2 separate regions of the Homo sapiens genome follow, and region 1 is linked to region 2. The links are chromatin contacts, found by Hi-C or POLR2A ChIA-PET in ENCODE. All regions are on one chromosome and are shown on one strand. Each heading gives the region's core, a stretch centred on a gene start or an enhancer-like site at or near the end of the contact. The rest is flanking DNA. Distances are from core to core; before and after follow the strand shown. Region 1 holds the start of RILPL1 (Rab interacting lysosomal protein like 1). Region 2 overlaps CCDC62 (coiled-coil domain containing 62).

Region 1 (2,700 bases), core at 58-2,557, 720 kb after region 2:
CCCCCAATTCAAACAGGGTGGGGAGGAGACACGGGGGCTGGGACTCTCTCACCACTAATTTGGGACAAATTGCTCCTCCCACTGTGACCCTCGGTTTCTTTATCTGTAAAATGAAGATAGTCTCTATAGAGTCCTGTGAGGATTAAGGATAAAATCAGAGGAGAGAACACGGGCTACCACAGGTTCATAAGCTAGGGGAGTCCCGGGAAGAAAGTTGCAAATATGAACCCGAAGACTAGGGGTCACGAAGCTCAGTGGCTGGAGGTCACATTCCCTTTGCTCTGGGGAGACTGGGGGGGGGGGGGATGAAGAAAGGGTCCTGGGCCTGATGTCACATCTTCTTGGTAACTCGGGAGGCCAAGAGGCTTATTTCATGTCTGGAAGAGAATAATATGTCTAAGCACTTAGCTTATATGGTCCCATTTAATTCTTCTAAGGTGGGTCCTATTATGATTACCATTTGACAGGTGAGGAAATAAAGCACAGAGAGGTTAAGTAACTTACCTAAAGTCACACAGCTATTAAACGGTAAAGGTGGGATTGGAACTCCAGAGAACAGCTCTTAATCTCTCGGGTGGTATCTGCCAGCCACCCCTGGTCGGGCAAAAGAAGGCCAGGGCCTCCCTCCCTCCCCACGTCGGGTCTCCTCTGGTCCGGTCCCTGAACACACACACGTGCGCACCCACAGCTGCCCAATGCGGAAGAGCCCTTGGGTCCCCGCGGTCCCACTGCCCGGACGGACAGACCGAGGCCGCCGCCCACCTTCTGGTGCTTGCGCTCCTTCTCGATGCGGTCCATCCTCTCCAGGCGCAGGCGGTCCAGCTCCAGGCGCAGCTCGTCCAGCTCGGGCGCGACGTGGTGGCGGCTGACCAGCACCTCCAGGATCTCCAGGACGCGCACGACCTTGGGCATGAGGCGCGCGATGGCCTCGCAGCCGTGCTGGTCAATGACCCGCTCGAACTCGTGGCCCACAAGCGACGCGATGTCGTACACGTCCATGACGGTCAGCTCGGCCACGTTCTTCTCCAGCGCCGACTCGGCCGCCAGCGCCGACCCCCGCTCCTCCTCCATGGCCACCCTCCTGGCCTGTCCCCCGCCCCGCAAACTCGTGCAACTCCCAAACTTGCCGCTGTCGAGGGCCGGGCCGGCCGGGCCCAGCCTGGGCCGCGGGCGGGCGCGCTCAGCGGGCGCTGGGGCGAGGGCGCAGCGGGCAGCGGGCGGCGGGCGCGGGCGCGGGCACGGGCGGCGGCGCGGGGTGTGCGGGCCCGGGGTCTGGGCGCCCGGCTCGGCCCGGAGCTGCTCCCGAGTGGGCGGCGGCGGCGGCGGCGGCGGCGGCGGCAGCGGGGAGGGCGCGCGCGTGCGCAGGCCCGCGGCGCCTCCCAAGTTGGGATCCGAGTTGCGCTCAATGGAGCCGGGCCGGGCGCCTCGGGGCGGTGCGGGCCTGAGGGGCGGCAGAGCGCGGGGCCGGAGAGGAAGGGCGGCCCGCGGCTCCTCCGGGAAACTTTGGCGGCGGCGGCTGCGAGGCCGGGTGATCGCTTCCCCACAGGGAGGCCGCGCGCCCCGCCCCAATCCCGGCCTGGCCAGGGGCGCGCCCGCTTTCCGCCGCCCGGGGGCGCCCCGGGGTACCCCCCCAAGCGCCGACTCCGCGGCCTGCACTCCGGGCCCCCCTCTCCAGCCGCCGGACCCGCGGCGCCCCTCACCCGTGCCCCGGCCGCCCCTCCCCCGCCCGGCGCTGACTCCTCCCACCACCCGGCCGCCGGGAGGGGTCCAGGCCGCCCCGGGAGAGGGGGCCGGGGGCGCTGGTCTCGCGGGACGATTCGCTGCTCCGGGTAGCGGCCCCGGCCTTGGAGAGGGATGGAGGGGTCACGAGGAGGTCCCCGGGCTGGGGCTCATCCCAGGAAGAGAACGGGGACCCCCCCCGGCCCGCAGACACTCCGCGCAGACCCGGCCACCAGGCGGACTTGCAGAGGCGCCCGGAGAGGGGCCGACGTGTCGAGGAATGCTGGATCCCCGGAGCCCCAGGGCGCGCCTCCCCGAGCCACATCCATCACTGGCTCCTTGTGACATGAACGCCACTTCACAGTAGAGCGAAGCCCGCTTGGCATTCCAGCACCACGAGTTCTCTTGTCCCAAGGCCCCCTGTCCATTTGGGCTGGCCAAATCCACTTGTCCATCAGACCCCCTCCCACTCCCGGGAGAACGTTTCCTGAACCCAGAACCCCATCCACCCTCCCCGCCCCCCACGCAGGAGTTAAGGACCCCCTTGCAAACTCACAGTCCCCTGCTTGCCCCATCAGGATTGCTCTTAGCATCCTGAGTTTTCACCGTGTGGTTGCAGGTAGGTTTCCACCGTCAGATCTTGGCTCCTTGAGGGAAGAAATCTTAATGCCCTTGTAGCCATAAAGCGCACCCCAACGTGGCACGTATTGATTAAAAATCTAAAAGTTGGCCGGGCGCGGTGGCTCACGCCTGTAATCCCAGCACTTTGGGAGACTGAGGTGGACGAGGTCAGGAGTTCAAGACCAGCCTAGCCAAGGTGGTGAAACCCCGTCTCTACTAAAAATACAAAAATTAGCCGGGCATGGTGGCGCATGCCTGTAATCCCAGCTACTCAGGAGGCTGAGGCAGAGAGTTGCTTAAACCCGGGAGGCGGAGGTTGCAGCAAGCCGAAATCGCGCCACTGCACTGCAGGCTGGGTGA
Region 2 (2,700 bases), core at 83-2,582:
TTCTAAGAAATAAAGGGGGCTGGGTGCAGTGGCTCACGCCTGTAATCCTAGCACTGTGGGAGTTCGAGGCGGATGGATCACTGGAGGTCAGAAGTTCAAGACCAGCCTGGCCAACATGGTGAAACCCTGTCTCTACTAAAAATACAAAATTAGCCAGGTGTGGTGGCGGGCAACTGTAGCCGCATCTACTCGGGAGGCTGAGGCAGGAGAATCACTTGAACCCGGGAGGTGGAGGTTGCAGTGAGCTGAGGTTACACTATTGCACTCCAGCCTAGGCAACAAGAGCAAAACTCCGTCTCAAAAAAAAAAAAAAGAGGCCGGGTGCGGTGGCTCACACTTGTAATCCCAGCACTTTGGGAGGCTGAGGCAGGCAGATCACGAGGTCAGGAGATTGAGACCATTCTGGCTAACGTGGTGAAACCCCGTCTCTACTAAAAAATACAAAAAAAAATTAGCCAGGCATGGTGGTGGGTGCCTGTAGTCCCAGCTACTTGGGAGGCTGAGGTGGGTGGAGCTTGAAGTGAGCCGAGATGATGCCACTGCACTCCAGCCTGGGTGACAGAGCGAGACTCCGTCTCAAAAAAAAAAAAAAAGAAAGAGAGAGAGAGGGAGGGAGAGAGAGAGAGAGAGAGAGAGAAAGAAAGAAAGAAAGAAAGAAAGAAAGAAAGAAAGAAAGAAAGAAAGAAAAGGAATGAATTTAGTTATTCTTATTCTACTATTTGATGTCCAGCTTTGCTTTGTAACACCTAAAGACAAAGAAATATTCACAGGTGATCGGGTGTAGTGGCTCACGCCTATAACCCCAGCACTTTGGGAGGCCGAGGCAGGAGGGTAACTTGAGGCCAGGAGTTCAAGACCAGCCTGGGCAACATAGTGAGATCCCACCTCTACCAAAAAAAAAATTGCTCGGTGTGGTTGCACACACCTATGGTCCCAGCTTTTCAGGAGGCTGAGGCAGGAGGATCACTCGAGCCCAGGAGCTTGAGGCAATCAGCTGTGATTGTGCCACTGCACTTCAGCCTGGGCGTCAGAGCAAGAGAAAGAAAAAAGAAAACAATATTCCTAGGTAGTTAGCATTTGTGTTTGTAAACCTAAGCATTTAAAGGTGCCTCTTAATTTCCTGTAGGCTTCAATTGTGTTACCCTCCCAGGATGATTTCTCGCCCACGAGCAAGCTCCAGCGTTTGCTGGCGGAATCTCGTCAGATGGTGACGGACCTGGAGCTGAGCACACTGCTGCCCATCAGCCATGAGAATCTCACTGGCAGTGCCACAAATGTATGCGTTTCATTTTCTCTTGACTATATTTGTCACATCCAAACACACCACTGAACACCAGTGTGCAAATATCACCGGCAGGGCGGCCTTTCTGTTAGAGGGAGAGTTTCTGTGTCTCTAGGGAGGAAAGGGAACATGCTTGTTTTAAGGAGGAAAAAGTTACACTTAGATGTCACTGGACCCAAACTTCCTCTTTCTAATGATCTGGGGCATATGAAGATAAATTCTTGGGGACTTTTTTCTTGGAGGGGGCGGGTACAGAGTTTTGCTCTTGTCGCCCAGGCTGAGGTGCAGTGGCACGATCTCAGCTCATTGCAACCTCCACCTCCCGGGTTCAAGTGATTCTCCTGCCTCAGCCTCCCAAGTAACTGGGACTAAAGGCCTACTCTACCATGCCCGGCTAATTTTTATATTTTTAGTAGAGACAGGGTTTCACCATGTTGGCCAGGCTGGTCTCAAACTCCTGATCTCCAGTGATCCACCCACCTTGGCCTCCCAAAGTGCTAGGATTACAGGCGTGAGCCACCACGGCCAGCTGGAAATGTTTTAAAAAACCAAATTTTATTATAGAAAGTTTCAAGGCCGGGCGTGGTGGCTCATGCCTGTAATCCCAGCACTTTGGGAGGCCGAGGCGGGTGGATTACCTGAGGTCAGGAGTTCAAGACCAGCCTGACTAACATGGAGAAACCCCGTCTCTACTAAAAATACAAAATTAGCCGGACATAGTGGCACATGCCTGTAATCCCAGCTACTCGGGAGGCTGAGACAGGAGAATTGCTTGAACCCCGGAGGTGGAGGTTATGGTAAGCCGAGATTGTGCCATTGCACTCCAGCCTTGGCAATGAGCAAAGCTCCACCTCAAAAAAAAAAAAAAAAAAAAAAGAGAGAGAGAAAGAAAGAAAGAAAATTTCAAATATGCACTGAAGTGGAAAGAATGGCACGGTCACTCACCTTTGACCACCATCGATTTTATCTTACCCCATCCATACACGTTTTCTTTGGAAGCATTTTAGCTCAGCATCATATCATGTCACTCATAAATATTTCATGATCATGATGTCTCTCTAACAGATATGGACTTTTAATTTTTTTTTTTTTTTTTTTGAGACTGAGTTTTGCTCTTGTTGCCCAGGCTGGGGTGCAATGGCACGATCTCAGCTCACTGCAATTCTCTGCCTCCTGGGTTCAAGCAATTCTCCTGTTTCAGCCTCCCAAGTAGCTGAGATTACAGGCACCTGCCACCATGCCTCACTAATTTTTGCATTTTTATTAGAGACGGGGTTTCACCATGTTGACCAGGCTGGTCTCGAACTCCTGACCTCAAGTGATCCACCTGCCTTGGCCTCCCAAAGTGTTGGGATTACAAGCATGAGCCACCCTGCCCGGCCTAATTTTAATTTTGTGTATTTATTTATTTTTGAGAC

What was found. A loop is a pair of places that touch in the nucleus more often than their neighbours do. ChIA-PET counts read pairs that join two places held with the same protein, here RNA polymerase II (POLR2A). Pooled maps may share reads with other maps.
Region 1: a loop to region 2 is called in a pooled map, with 2.0 times the contacts of the local background. The contact joins the promoter of RILPL1 here to the enhancer-like site in region 2. A Hi-C loop is called at or near these places in 1 of 50 pooled maps. POLR2A ChIA-PET finds 5 or more read pairs at or near these places in 5 of 52 experiments (BJ, HepG2, K562 and 2 more).

The regions. Positions count from the first base shown.
Region 1 is chr12:123,532,412-123,535,111 of GRCh38, forward strand. RILPL1 (Rab interacting lysosomal protein like 1) reads right to left here and starts at 1,308. Exons shown (of 7, transcript NM_178314.5): 1 at 763-1,308. The coding sequence starts at 1,071. RefSeq lists an enhancer at 309-1,126 and silencers at 1,342-2,031, 2,051-2,236.
Region 2 is chr12:122,812,144-122,814,843 of GRCh38, forward strand. It overlaps CCDC62 (coiled-coil domain containing 62), which reads left to right. Exons shown (of 13, transcript NM_201435.5): 11 at 1,127-1,276. Among named protein-coding and RNA genes, the nearest start is that of HIP1R, 22 kb to the right of the region's middle. RefSeq lists a silencer at 94-269 and an enhancer at 1,455-1,534. Within about 2 kb of position 1,333, at least 2 of the 41 ENCODE cell types and tissues checked have a DNase peak (open chromatin) inside an H3K27ac peak, as active enhancers do.